3 separate regions of the Homo sapiens genome follow, and regions 2 and 3 are each linked to region 1. Evidence: chromatin loops called from intact Hi-C (ENCODE). Cell type or tissue: CD14-positive monocyte. All regions are shown on one strand.

What was found. Hi-C counts contacts between places; a loop is a spot of excess contacts. Peaks named below come from ENCODE experiments on the same cell type or tissue, not always from the same donor. Only the 100,000 strongest peaks of a DNase experiment are listed, where the experiment ranks them.
Region 2: a loop joins it to region 1, with 3 times the contacts of the local background. A loop is called at or near these places in 3 of 110 quality-filtered maps.
Region 3: a loop joins it to region 1, with 4 times the contacts of the local background. A loop is called at or near these places in 13 of 110 quality-filtered maps.

Annotation. Positions count from the first base shown.
Region 1 is chr2:215,898,329-215,903,328 of GRCh38, forward strand. No RefSeq gene overlaps it. Among named protein-coding and RNA genes, the nearest start is that of LINC00607, 57 kb to the left of the region's middle. In CD14-positive monocyte, no CTCF peak of the experiment used is centred here; DNase peaks (open chromatin) are centred at 2,093 and 2,703; H3K4me3 peaks cover 644 bases; H3K27ac peaks cover 2,159 bases.
Region 2 is chr2:215,745,840-215,750,839 of GRCh38, forward strand. LINC00607 (long intergenic non-protein coding RNA 607) reads right to left here. Exons shown (of 10, transcript NR_037195.1): 2 at 4,404-4,578; 3 at 1,465-1,555. Among named protein-coding and RNA genes, the nearest start is that of LINC01614, 30 kb to the left of the region's middle. In CD14-positive monocyte, no CTCF peak of the experiment used is centred here; DNase peaks (open chromatin) are centred at 2,762, 3,642 and 4,002; H3K4me3 peaks cover 449 bases; H3K27ac peaks cover 3,486 bases.
Region 3 is chr2:215,844,147-215,849,146 of GRCh38, forward strand. No RefSeq gene overlaps it. Among named protein-coding and RNA genes, the nearest start is that of LINC00607, 3.1 kb to the left of the region's middle. In CD14-positive monocyte, no CTCF peak of the experiment used is centred here; DNase peaks (open chromatin) are centred at 2,215 and 3,865; H3K4me3 peaks cover 1,579 bases; H3K27ac peaks cover 2,769 bases.

The DNA of each region.
Region 1 (5,000 bases):
CACACAGCGGTGCATGGCTCTGCCATTGTTGGTGTCTGGAGTAACAGCTGTGGTCATTTCTTTCTTCGGGGAGAGCCAAAACTCACCCTCTTCCCTGGGCACTCCTCACCTCTGCTCCTCAGTCATTTCCTAATCAAGAACAACTTTTAGTTTCCTAAAATTATTAAGAATGTCATAAAGGATCGGGCTGGCATGCAGAAGGGAAGCACTGAGAGTATAAGTCCTTGTCTGGGACAATAGCCAAAGATTTTCCCTTGGGCATTTCCCTAATTCCCTTATTTTTTTTCATAGCTTCCTCAAATCCCACCTCCTCAGGGTCTCCATCCTGAACAACCCTGTTGAAAACCACACCTCCTCCTCACCTCATGCCCACACTCTCCCTTTTCTTCCTACCATAACATTTATCACCATCTAAGATGCTATAAAATCTACTTACTTACTTCACCTATGGTTTGCTTGTTTCTTCTTCCACTGATTGTAAGCTTCTTGGTGTCAGGAATATTTAGTTTGTTTACCAATGTACGCCAAGTGCCTAGAAGTGTGCCTGATGCTCCATAAATACTTGTTGAATGAATATATGTTATCAATGGCTAATCAGTGTATTTAAGAAGCCCAGTTGTTAACTGAAGGAGAGGTAAAAGGGAAAGAAGGACCTACTCTCTGCTAGGCCCTGCACAGGCATTTATATTTATTAACACAGTACTGCTCATTCCTCACAGAGGTTCGAAAACACAGACCTTTAACCAACAAGTCTCAACCTAACAGTCCATGCTAAAGCCCAGCCTGGGTGGCATTCAATAGGAGAGGTAGAATTTACCTTGTTCCCAAGACTTCTGGAAATTCCTACAGGGAAAAAGAAATACTGCCTGGTCAAGGACTTACGTCCCATGTGATTCCCTTCACCACTTCATCCCCAGTTCATTACAAAAATGTTAAGGATTTTTAGAAACTAAAAGTAGCTCTTCATCAGGAAGCACTAGGGAGTTGCCAAACACCCCACTGAGGACTCTGCGCCAGACCACAGACACAACTCATGCCATAAAAGTAGATAAATCAAACCCATGTGTGGGCTATTAAAATTGCATTAAAATATATATATGAGCAAATGTAGCCCATGAGATGGGAGCTGGCTGCTGGAAAAATCACTGGCCCAGAACAAGGGGTTTGGCCGTTGCATCTCACCAGGCCTTCACCAGCCCCCATCGCTCAAATCCTGCTTGTCTCCCAAAGTCTAAAATGATAGCATCGGCATTTTGCATCCTCTGTCTACTGAGATGGAAGCCTCTCGTGGAAAAAATTCTGGAAAGGCATACACCAGCTCATTCACAGCAGCTACCTCTCGGGAGGAAATTGTAGGGGAAAGCAGGAGATACTTTTAAATTCATGCACTTTGGGATTTTATAATCTGTCAAAACAAGCATGTATTACTTTTGTAATTTAAGAAGTCAATCATGAGTCTTTTGTTAAGGGTTCTGTGGAGGATAAAAGTAGGTTCCTCAGACAGATGACTATATGGAAATTCTCAATGACAGACAATTGCAGCTTGCTCCAGTGGGAAGCAAGGAAAAACAGGAATCTCATCCAGCTGGTCGTCACCAATGCCACGTCTTCTCAGGACCCAGCGTTCAGCCTCTCAGAGGGGGCTTCACACCTGGGCTTCTCTTGTGTTCCTTTAGCCTCGATGGAGCAAGTGTTCGCTTCATCAACATTCTGCTCCGGAAGGCGGTCTGCAGTGTTCCCTGCAAGACTGCCTGCCTGAGACCAGGGCCACTCCCAGACTATTTCAAACGATCCCTTGTTTGCCTGATGCCCAGGGTCCCGCTGAACAAATTGGTTTAAACCCTCGAGCCCTGTTCCAAAGGGGATACAGCAAAGGGATTTATGAGAAGTCATGTCTGCAGACAAGAGGAAAATATTGGGTAATCAGAGCAGTCTTGCAGAGGCTGGCGGTGGTAACTAGACGTCCGCTCTGAGGCAAGGCAGAGAACTGGGTCATGTTACCTGGACTCCATGGCACCACAGTGGGTCCCATTCACAAAACCACACCCCATGGCCCAGAGCCGGTAGAGGCTCCATGCCAAGGGCATCTTTTCCAAAATGTGGCAACTCAGATGTGTAATCAGAAAGAGTCTACATTTCCCTGTGGTCAGTGTCTGTGACTAAAAGTGAGGCAAGGCTGGCATTGCACAATGACTTTTAGAGTTGGAAGGGACTGTGGGTGGATCTAGAGGGTGATTTCAGACTGGACTTCACAGAGCCCCCAGGGTCAGAGCCAGCATCTCAGGACACAAGGGTGAAGCTAACGGGGTCTCTGAGATGCCCGCTCTGTATTTATCAAGAGTGGTTTACCATTGATCCATGTTATATTTGGCTTCTTCTGTAAATGCCAGGCAGCTTTGTGGTCCAATCTTGGTGTGGAGTCACATTCAAAGAAACAGCTGTCATTCAAAAAATATATAATCTAAAGCAATTCAAATCTATACTCAGTCTCTAAAGAAAAAGCCCAAGGGGTGAAGAGTGCATTTAATGCACACCAAGATATCTTTAAAATCCATTACTCCCAATTGCTGCCATTCTCAATCTCCTTCATCCAGATGGCAGGTGCTTCCTGAAATCTTATGTTCCTTCTTACTTTCACAGCCAGAACAAAAACTTTCCACGACAACCAACCTGTGAGGTTCCTCCACCTCTCTTTCCTCCCTTGTCTGGCTCAGTTCCCCTTTATGTAGCTCAACTTAGCCTGTCTGACTTCACCAGTTGAGTTTTTATTTTCCCGTTGTTTGCCCTGAGTCTGCCCCACACAGCAAAGCCCAGGTGCTGCTGTAGCCCATATGAACTCTTGGTAGGCAGGGAAAATGAAAGAAGTCTGTGAATCCTAATACGGTAGTCATTTCTACCTCATTGCATTGAAGTCCCACAGAAAAAAATCATTTGTAAAAGGATATCACTAATCTAATCTTCCTAATTGGCATCTCTGAGAAAATTCTAACTGGTAATCATTCTGCCTCTACACCCCCAGTGACAAGGAGGGCATTACTTTACAAAGCAACATGCATACGTGTTAGCCAGGTTTCATTTTTTTCAAGTTCTTCCCTGGCCAATTTTTCATAAGGTTTGAGGTCTGGCCAAAAGTCCTTCTGCTTAAAAATATTTCTTTCTGTCAATCAGAAGAAATGTCTCAATGTCTGAGATTCCCACATTGTGTTCTCAAGGACTAGTTAAATATAAATATATTTTCTAAAACAAGTAAACTCTTCAGTCACTAACACCAGCCTTATTCTTTGAATTTATTTCTCACGTTAGCTAGCCAGGCAACCAGTGATACCTCGAGACCTTGGGTTAGGAGTGAAGAAGGAAAAACTTCCAAAGTATGAAGTGACCAGGAGGCAAGGCCCAGAGAGAGTCACAACGAAGTGGGAGGAGGGGCTAGAGCCTGAAGAAAGGGCAGATTCAAAGACAGACAGTGATGGAGACCCCTGCCCAACCCACAGCCCTCAGAGGAACAGGCCTTGAACCACCAGACACAGCCATCCCAGAAGCCTTGAGCTGTCACTGTCAGTGGACACTGTGGTCCCAGACGTATTTTTGGAATGATGTATCCCCTGAGGGCACATCCTCAACAAACACTCCTGACACAGAAAACTCACTAACTCCTCTCTGGTTTAATGACCCCACTGGAACTTATCACTTGATTCCAAATACCTCACCTATCCTGTCACCCAGCTCTCTTCTATCCCAAACCTCACCCTCTCCAAGCCTACCCAACTGCTACCCTTTCGTCTCCTGGAGGGGAAAAGAACCTGTTTCCCAACCCAGCGTAATGTGTTCCCATGATCCAGCAAGCTCTGGCCCTCCAAAGCCTCTCCCCACAACAAGCCTTTTTCTTCTCCCACTTGCCTCCAACTGTCAATTATTAGCTGTGTTTCCAGCCTCTGAAGGAGTTTAGCTACTTCACAGTTTCACCCAGGGACACCTTTCCTGCCTAATATTGCAAAACCACGCTGTGGAATACTTGCCTTCTCAGGGCTCTCTAAATACTGTCTCTAAATACAGAGGGTATTGTGAGAATCTACCAAATAGAGGTTCCCCTGATATGTGTTCAACATTAACACCAATGGCAATAGCAATGACAAATATATTGCAGACGAATGCTCAGTATGGACCTGTCCTAGAGCCCAATCCAACCCCAGTGGAAGTGGGCATTTATTGCTTGTGTCAAATTCACACTCACTCTCTTCTGATTTGCCTTTTGGAATTTTCATTCAAATCACTTGTCCCTCTCCTGGCCAGAAATGGGTTCACGGCACAGTGAGGCCACCTCTCTTCCCCAGGAATTTGCATCTTGAGCTGACAGACCCAAAACTGGAACTAACAGGAGCAAATTCCTCCAGAAGGCTGTGCCTTACAGAGACTGGACAATTGTTTGAGCTCCAGAAGGCTGTGCCCTACAGAGACTGGACAATTGTTTGAGAGGCAACATGTGGCACCACATGAGTACTAGAACCAGCTGGCCCAAGACTGAACATGGCTCTACTATTTATTGTCCATGTGACTGTGGATTACTTAGGTTTACTTCTCTCTGCCTCATTTTTTTCTGCAGAAAAGCAATATGCACTGCCCATTGGGGTCTTCTTAGGTTCAAATAAACATTAAGACTCACAAGACAGCAATAAGCACCAAAAGCTCCACATTTGGCATCAGTTTATTGAGAAGCATATCAGATGTTCTTCAGCACAAGAGTCCTTTCAATAGTCCACACAATAAAAATTAGGCTTAAGATCCACATCAGGTGGGAATTGCTCCAGATTAAAAACCTCATGACCTCTCCTCCCCCTTCACCCTCTTCTTCTCCAATAGCTGGTAGTTCTTGCAACAATTCCAGAGGCATAGCTTTCAGGTCCTCCCATAAGGACATGTAAGTTGTAAAAGTCAGAGAAGCCCAAAACTACAGCTTCCTAACAGGTATTTATAGTTCTGTCAGTCTAGGAGCAATTTCCCAA
Region 2 (5,000 bases), 150 kb before region 1:
AGCTGGGTTCCCTGCTTTAGGATCCAACAGGTTATAATTAAGATGTCAACCAGGGTCACAGTCATCTCAAGGCTCAACAGACAGGTAAGAACTCGCCTCCAAACTCACTCACATGGCTATCAGCAGGACGAAGTTCCTCACCAGCTGTTGGACTCAGGGTCTCTGCTCCTTGCTGGCTGTTGGCTGGAAGCTACCTCAGTTCCTTGCTATGTGGGGCTTTCTATAGGACAGCCCACAACCTGGCAGCTTGCTTCAGCAGAGCAAGAAAGCAGAGAGGACCAGAGAGAGTGCGACCAAGACAGAAGAAGTCACGGAAGATTTTTGAAACCTGTGATGGCTAATTTTGTGTGTCAGCTTACTTGGCCACCCAGATATTTGGTTAAGCATTATGCTGGGTGTCTTTGTGAGGATGAAATGAACATTTAAATTGGTAGGCTGAGTAGAGCAGATTGCTCTCCTCAACATGGGTGGACCTCATCCAGTCAGTTGAAAACCTGAATAGAAGAAAAGGACTGACCCTCACTCGACCAAGAAGGAACTCCTCCTGCCTGACTGCCTTTGAACTGGGATATCAGCTGTTTCCTTCTTTTGGTCTCACACGGAAACACTGGCTGTTCCTGGGTCTCGAGCCTGCCAGCGTTTGGATGAAAGCTACACCATCAGCTTCTGGGTCTCCAGCTTGTAGACTCCACCTGCAGATCTTGGGGATCTTGAGACTTACTGACCTCTATAATTGCATGCTGTACATTACATGCTCTGTTTCTCTGGAAGACGCTGACAAGTACCTAATCTAACCTTGGAGGGGACAGCCCATCACGTTTGCCATAGTCTGTTAGTTAGAAGTGAGTCACTTGGTCTAGTCAACACTCAAGGAGAGAGGAAGATGACACATGTTGTGGGGTACCAGGAGGCGTGGGGTACCATGTTAGAAACAGGCCTAGTGTAGTGCATCGCCTGCCAAGTTAGAATGAAGAATGGAGATAACTGGAGGTGTGTGGAGCCGGCAGCAGGAGAGGAAACAGGAGAGGAGTTTGCATGTGGCCTTGGAAGTTACCCAGGGAGGTCACCTTTTAGTGCTTTCTCTCTGGCTGGTTAGGGATTTGCAACCCAAACCTAGGGTTTCATAGTGAAACAAAAGCATGAAACATAATCAGCATCCAGATCTGGCACACAGCAGAATTTGGCAAGTCTCAAAGCCTGTGGAGATCCAGGCACAGCAGAAAAAGCATAGATTTGGACTCAGAGGACCCAGATCAGAGCTCCACAGAGCCACGCAATGAACTTGGCCAAGCTGTACGAGGACTCTGAGGTGGGGCTCTGTCTTCCCATCTGTGAAATGAGACTAATGGCACCTTCTTCACAGAAATGCTGGCAACATTAAATTAAATTCTCATTTCCTTAAAAGTGTTCCATTGAAAGCTAGTTCAGCAAAAATATGACTAGACAGAAAAGGATTACACTAACCATTCAATGTGAGAAATTCTGGGTTAAAAGGTGAACCAATCCTCTTCCTACAGCGTCTGAGGGTCATTGAGAGGTACTGAGTATTCTGGGCCTGCAAAAGAAAGGCAGATGAGTCAGTGTTAACCAAACAGATTTGGCTACCACACTTTCTCCAAGAGAATCTTATGTGACTTGTGTTAAATAATGAATTAAATAACACAGGTATAAATGTTTACCCATGGAGCCTGGCAGATCACCCACATACAGTCAGTGTATGTTGACTCTGAATCAGATTATAACACAGTAGTCATGGCAGTAAGCCACAGTGAGATGACCGGGACCAAAATCACAGATGTCCTAGCATTTGGGTGATAGAATAAATCAATCTCCTGCTACTAGATGTGACTATCCTGTGGATAAATAGCGGGACTACTAGGTTGGGCTTACTAGGTAGTGCTCTGATAGATTCTCTCTCTCTCTTTCTCTCTCTCTCTGTATATATACATATATATATGTTTTCATTGGCTGCATGGAGCTTTAGTTTTTATTTTTATTTTTCAGAGACAGAGTCTCACTCTGTCATCCAGGCCGGAATGGAATGGTGCAATCATAGCTCACTGCAGCCTTGATCTCCTGGGCTCACACAATCCTCCCACCTTAGCCTCCCAAGTAGCCAGGACTACAGGCACATGCCACTACACCTAGCTAATTTTTTTTTTATTTTTATAGAGACAGGAGCTCCATATGTTGCCCAGACTGGTCTCAAACTCCTGGGCTCAAGCAATCTTCCCGCCTCATCCTCCCAGAGTGCTGTGATTATAGATGTGAGCTGCGCCCAAGCGGCCCTGATAGAGTATTTTTTTTTTTAAACATCAGGCCAGACCATACTCCTGTAGAAAGGGAAGAGGTTTACTCCTGAAAAGAGAGGCTAGTCCCAGTGTCACACTTATCTGAGGAGGAGGTGGGAAAACGGCACTCTGAAGGCAGGCCTTAGCCAGATAGGACAGAATTCCTAGCCTTTCTCTCTCCCTCTGAACTTTGAGTTGGCTCAGTTGGCTTGGGAGCAAAGCTTAAAGATGGCTTTGGACACACAAACCCAGCCCTGAAGAAGACAAGAAGGCATCCGGTAAGATATCTCAAGCTGAAGACTAACGCATCTTACTTTACAAAGTGTATTTCTCATTTTATGTTCCTCTTTTATTCGATGTTTTTGTTAAAAATCTAGCCTTCTGTGAGAGCCTTTAAAAATGCTTCAGCTGTGCTGGAGGAACTAAGGTCATGCTGGGGGTGCATGCTAGGAGAGGCGTGTCATCTGAGGCCAGCATGATCATGCCTGGTGTGACTCTTGGAGTGAACTTCTCAGTTCACATCCCTGGCCCCTTCCCAGGGACTTGCCCCGATTCAGTGAGGTGAGTTCCAGAGGTCGTGTCTTTACTTGGTGACATGAGCCAGGGCTACTTTCTTCAGGGCTGAATGCCTAAATGAAGCCGGGCTAATCATATTGTCTTTCCTGGAAATGTGGAGATTTGTGTTCAGAGGACCGGCACCTGAGGGTCCTGGAGCTGAGCCACAGAGCATCCTAAAGGGAAAGTCCAGATATTCCCACAGTTAAGGTCTCTGGAGCCTCCCTACTTCTTACCCTGCTGAGGTTTGGTTTTTAAACTCAGATCTTCTCAATACATTTTTCTTTTTACTTAAACTGGACAAAGTCTGTTTCTCCCCCTTTAATCAAATGAATCTCAATTAATACATAGCAGCGGCAGTCAATTTTTTTTTTTTAAAGAAATCTCCAAAGGCAAGGTAAGTAGTGGCGTATAGGAATAGCAGGCTTGAAGCTCTACCATTCAGTGGTAACCCTAAGTAAATCCCTAAGTGGAGAATCCTAAGTAAAATAGAGGTACAGTTACCAAATAATCAGGGTAGATCCCAGGGGTCAAAATCTGAGGAGAGTTAGCCTCAGGGAAGTGGAGCCATGATGTACCAGCAGCTGAGCACCAAGGAGAAAACAGAACACAAAGCATTAAACAGGCTGCCCAGTGGATGGTCAAAATAGGGGACAGGTGTGAGCAGAGTTTAGCTAAGGAGCTAAAGTTCAGAGGAATGACCTCAGGCTTAGACAAACTGAAACTCAGGGCAGGGACACAAGTCAGGGTGACAAAACACTACCCAGTGGGATCATAGGTCAAAGCAGAAGCCCAGTTACCAGAACTGGAGCACGAGGTCAGAGCAGGGCAGCTCATCAGTGTGTAACCAATGCTGCTGGACTCCTCAGTTTCCCAACAAGGGACAGGTCTGGTCCCACAGTCTGGAGCAGGGCTAAGGCTGCAGGCAGGGGTGAAGAACAAGGCAGCCGGGGTGTGGGGACAGGGAGTCAGTGCTCACACTGCGATCTCGCAGCCTTCTTCTCCATAGTGACACAGCCCTGGGGCCTCTGCTCAGCCCCTGAGCTTCCAAGCAGAAAGAGCTGTAGGAGAGGATGAAGTAAGTCAGGGAAACGGAGCCACCGTCATCAGCCTGGAGCCCTTGTCCTGCATGGAGTGGCGCGTGGGGGCGGAGGAGAGGGAGAGCTGCTTTTGTTTGTTTATTTCCTCATAGCAACTCACAAACTTAGCCAAATACAGATACAAATGAAGTGCATGAAAACTTTCCTAACTTCCTGACTCAGAATCGTTACTAAATATATAGATCAGATGTAGGCGGACGAAGGCAGAATTGTAGGTTCCACCTAACAGTCCTCAAACACTGCTGCCCCTGTGCCCCTCCATGTAGAAAGAGCTCCCAAAGGTCACCAGGATGTGCTTGCCGTTTTGCTCAGTATTTTCTAAAATAATCAAAATGGAAACTGAAAATTCACCTTCCTCATGTCTCCTAACCTCAGAGGAGCCAAGCACAACTGGAGAGGCTTGGTCGAAATTGATGATTGATTGATTAGTTATCCTCTCTTTAGTGCCCTCTCTCACCTTACTCCTCATTTACTCCTGTGACAGGCCATGACGGGGGCTCACAGGACTGAAGATATGGCTACAGTTCCCATGGGGTGCAGGTGATTCCAGCAGGCTGAGACGAAGTTTCAGCACAGAGGGCATGGATGAGTTGGTGTTTCCATGAGAGGAAGGATTGGATAGGTCACGCATTCTGAAACAGATTTGCAAGGGTCTTTAGAAGTTATCTGGCTCCAGTGTGCATCATCTGATGAAACTGGTTTATCTAGCAGTTGGCAAAGGGTAAGGTTATTCTTAATGAATATTTCCATGAGGGCCCAGGATTAGGTGTATCAACATGTTCATTCCTAGATTTCAGCTGTCCTTGAAGAAACTGGTAGAGGGGAAGGGAGAGGGAGTGGAGGCAATTGTAGAATAGAGAGGATCATATCAGACCTTGTCATGAAGGTAGTGTAAGCCTCAAAAGAATTTGTCACCAAGCTCCACAAAAGAAATAAAAACTTTTCCCTTCTTCCTTTTGTAATCTACCTTTACTGAATTTGGACTACATAAACTCATTTGTTTTCAATTTAACCGCTATGTGATTAGTGGGGTAGGTTGCCAGAATATGCAGAA
Region 3 (5,000 bases), 54 kb before region 1:
ATGGTCCCTAAAATGATCCACTGTGAAATCAATGGTGACTTAACACTTTTTATCTCCAGTTCTTTTGCCAGAAGCATAACATATTACAAGTTCAACAAGAGCCACTTGATGAGCATGGTAGCCATGCCTGTAACCCCAGCACTTTGGGAGGCCAAAGCAGGAGAATCGCTTCAGGCCAGGAGTTCAACATAGCAAGACCCCATCTCTACAAAAACAAAACAAAACAAAACAAAACAAAAAACCATTAGCCAGATGTGGTGGCCCGCACTTGTAGTCCCAGTTACTCAGGAGGCTGAGGCATGAGGATCACTTGAGCCCAGGAGGTCAAGGCTACAGTGAGTTAAGATGGCACCACTGCACCCCAGCCTGGGTAACAGAGCCTTAAGACCCCATATCAAAAAAAACAAAGAACATTTACTTAACCTCAAAATCCGTCTCTCTAAAAGAATAGTTCATCAATGAATCAATCATTCAACATCTAATGTGTACCCAATGTTGGGTTATATGTTTCTCTTATTAGAGGAAACCAACACATGTGAAACAATGGACAGTGTAGTGGACATCACATGATTTGTTCTGCACAGAATCTGTTTTCCCTTCTGGTTTCCCTTCGGGAAAACACATGTCTCCTCCACTCTCAGTCCACTTGTTTTGGGTAGAATTGAACCTATGTTCAGTGTACGAGTAAACAGCGATCCAAGCCTGGCCAGTCAGAGCATCCCAGCCATGGCCACAGTAATTGGCCCAGGGATGGGCATATAATCCAAACCAACCCAATATGAGTAGATTCAAATACAGTATAGTAGTTAAGCAGAAGACTACCTGGGTTCAAATCCTAGCTTCACTAATTACCAGGTGTAAGAACTTGGCAAGTTATCTGCTCTTTGATGGCTCCAGTTTCTTGGGTAGGAAATTGGGAAAATAATTTCTAGCCATAGGATGGTGAGACAGTTTAGGTAAGACGATAAAGGCAAAGTGCTTAAAACCATGCTTGGTACATATTAAACTTTCCATGAATGCTAATCAACTCCATTTTTGGAACTTTTATGAAAGAGGATCTTTCTTCTGGGGCCATCTTGCTAACACATGGCAAGAGCCTGCCTAAGTCAAACCATAGAGGAGAAGCAGCTTAGGAGAAGTGATGAATCCTGGCCACATCAATTGAGTCCCAAGATCTAGATGTGCCTGATATCAACTACCCCCTGGACTTTTTGTTACGTGAACAAATACATTCTCTTTTTTTCTGAAGTAGGTTAATTTGGGTTCCTGACTCTTGCCTGAAAGAGCTCTGCCTAATACAGGCAGTGGTTCTAGGCAATGTGTAATTAAGCGCTAAATGGGTTTCATAAACAGCAGAAGAGAGCAGAATGAGGCAAGTTCAATATGGGCTACTGTAAGTAGTGAGGACAGGGATGGGGGGAGTTCACCCACCTCAAATTCTGCCAGCTCTGGCAGCTGTGTCAGAAAATATCTGGGGAGTAATTGAGATATCATTGTCCCAGAAGCAGTATATTTGTTGATCAAAGAAAACTCACCTTCTAGAAAAAATAATGCCATTACAGAGGTTTTTCTTTAGCACAAATCTCTCGCCTCCCCTCATAGCTAGAATCTAGCACTCTATCTTTTGTCCATGTGGAAATGACAACTTCCAAACCTGCAAAAATGACTCTTTCCAATAGAGTGAAGAAAGGCCTTTGGTTTTGTATCTAATAATCATGTTAGCTGGATGTAACTGACACTTTCAGAAACGACAACTTCAAAGTGATTCCTTCCAGGAAATTAGAAGGCACAGAAACCATTGCCTTATCCTGAAGTTTCCATCCAAGGCTCCGTGGGCGCCTTTAGCCCTGAGTTCAGGGAGCTGTCCCTCATCTGAAATTGTGCATGTTTACTGTAATCCTCCTCTAGAGTTTCCTGGGAGGAAATTCATTTAACATCCCTCCCTCGACCTTTCTTTTTGAGCAATTTGGTGTATCCACCTCTCAGCCTTTCCTTGAAGAAATCCAGCTATCTATCCTTTTTTCTATGTTGAAAATAAAAGAGAATCTGTCTTTTTCACAATGCGGTGAGCAGGTTATATACAGCATGACAAAAGCATCATTTCATAGGCCTACGGTTTGAAGTTGATAAGAGGTTTTCAGGAACAAAGGGGTATTTCAAGTGAGTGAGCAAGACAGAGAGAGTGAAAGTGAGAGTAACAGCCAGTCTCACTTCTTCCAAATTACTTCCATTTTTCTCAGGGAACAGTCATCAGAGACATTCTCATTTAGAAAATTCATTACAATTTTATTACCTAAAAATTGCTCAACACATACCAACAACCATAAAGGATATACCGAAAGTGGAAATGCCCACTGTGTTACTCTTAAGGTTAGTATCCGTTGCCAGATTCACCCTTGCTTTATTAAGGTTGCAATATTTAGCTTTTGGGTTTACTAAACGAAAGAAAGAAAGAAAGAAAGGAAAAGAAAGAAAATATTAGAAATATTTGGAAAACGCCTTCTAAAAAGAAGATGTAAAGACAATAGATCAGAGAATATCAGTGGTAGCCAGGATTTCACTGTTTATTTCTTCTACACAAACTTTTTTTTTTTTGGAGAAGAGTCTCGCTCTGTCACCCAGGCTGGAGGCTGGAGTACAGTGGCACAGTCTTGGCTCACTGCAACTTCTGCCTCCTGGGTTCCAGCTATTCTTATGCTTCAGCCACCTGAGTAACTGGGATTACAGGCGCACATACCTTTTAAAAAGCAGACCACAAACAAATTTATATGCACAATTCTCTGCTATTAATACAAACAACAAAAATGTTGGAATCTACCCTCGAGGAAGGCTCAAAAGTGATTATTCGTGAATGTCGTGAATGTCTTTGTCACCCGCTCATTTCTGGCAGTGGTGCCAAGACAAAAGCCCTGAGCTCCTCTCCACTCTCCGTTAGAATTATCTCCCTTCTTCTCATGGCTATTGCTCTAATGGCTGTAGGTTTGAACACAGATTAAATGATTTTCTCCTTGACTTGCTGAGTATGGATAAACTGGAAGGAAGAAGGGTTGAAGGAGAGTCTGGTAAGAGGCCTGTGATGCTTGTAGGCTGCACAGGCTTGAAGCAGGTCAGCTGCACTGTGGCGGCTGATGACATCCTCCTGGAAGGATGCTCTGCCTAACATTCAGTAGCTCTTGCCTGTAACTGTGACGCCTAAAGCTAAAACAACATAGGGCTAACTGCCTGACTTTTCCTAGGCCTGAGACTTTGAGCATTGACAGTTTAAAATAAATTCATCCAAGACTAGAAATGCTATGAATGTACAGGTGTGATTAGGCACAATTAAAAGGAAATGAAATGGGCTCTTTCTCACCAGTTAATTAAATTAAATATAAATTTAATTTAGTTAAATTTAGTTAAATTAAGCCAAGAGTAAATCCCCTGTACTTTCTTCTCAGATCCTGTAAAGACACTTTCCACATCCTCCTCATTGCAGTTTTGAGACCATCTGGGGTTGCCAGTATCCTTCGACTGATGTGGGACCAGTAAATCTCAACTCCACCAAATCCAATGCCCCCTTTTAACAATTATATCTCTTTTATCGTCATGAAGTAGAATCCATAGGTAGTATATCCTATGATATGGCTTGGATGTGTGTTCTCTCCAATCTCATGTTGAAATGTGATCACCAGTGTTGGAGGTGGGGCCTAATGGGAGATGATTAAGTCATGGGGGTGTGTCCCTCATGAATAGCTTGGTGCTATCCTCACAGTAACAAATAATTTCTTATTCTATGAGTTCATGCATTATCTACTTGTTTAAAAGAGACTGACACTTCCTTCCTCTCTCACGCTCCTTCTCTCTTGCTTCCTTTCTCTCCATGTGACACATCTGTTCCCCCTTTGCCTTCTGCTATGAGCAGGCGCTTCCTGAGGCCTCACCAGAAGCAGAGGCTGACGCCACGCTTCTTACACAGCCTGCAGAACCGTGAGCCAATTAGACCCCTTTTCTCTGTAAATTACCCAGCCTCAGATATTTCTTCATGGCAGTTCAAATGGACTAATGTACCCTATCTACCAACTAAAATTTTAAAATAAATAAACATCACGAGTAAACTGAAATATCAAGGAGACATACGGGGAAGGTCATTTAGAATATATTATCACAGCTGCACTAGAAGACATCTACAGTTGTCAGACACTGCCTTTCGTCATAAAACTAGAATGCTACTGTGAATGCTACTGATGCCTTATCCCATGAGCATTTGGAATGCATCTGAAATGGTGCACTTCTCATAGTCAAGGTCCAAAGAAAACAAAACACAATATTTGTAGTTTACCCAATAATTACACTCTTGGAAAATTCAGTGTATATTAAAACTATACAGAAAACAGTTTGCTTTCATATGTTAAATAGAGTTCTGCTTTAGACTCAGATAATTGCAAACATGCTTCTCATCTATATGAAAGTTCAGGGAGTTTAAGTTGTACAGGACAGCGTGAAGCAGGTTCACTGTGCACTGGTTACCACTTCAGCCCACTGAGTCTTGGGCTGCACTTACACTACTTGCCCAAGTCTGCTCAGACAAAACATTCACTCACACAAATTACATGAAGTTGGTTTATTACTCACAGATAGGTGACAAGGGTCACCAGAAGCCTAGGAGTCATTTCAAGCCTGTCCTCCAGGGCTCAGGAAAGCTGCCTGGGGTGGACGGAGTCTCATCTGCATGTGCCCCCTTTGTTGAAGGGCCTCAGCACGCAGCCCAGTCTGGGTTTTATACCCCAAGATAACATGACACACTGGACTAAAGCATTTAAGGATATCCTGTTTTCAGGGGGGACTAGAACAGAGAGTCCAGGCTATTCTGGCTGGTTCCTCCCTATCACAGAATGTTGCATTCCCAACACATTCTACAGTTACTCATAAGAACTACAAGGAAGAAAGGAAGGAGAATTGGGTCAGTCTAAGGCCACCCAGAGAACCATCCTACAGACAGGGGACAATACTTTGTTCCATAG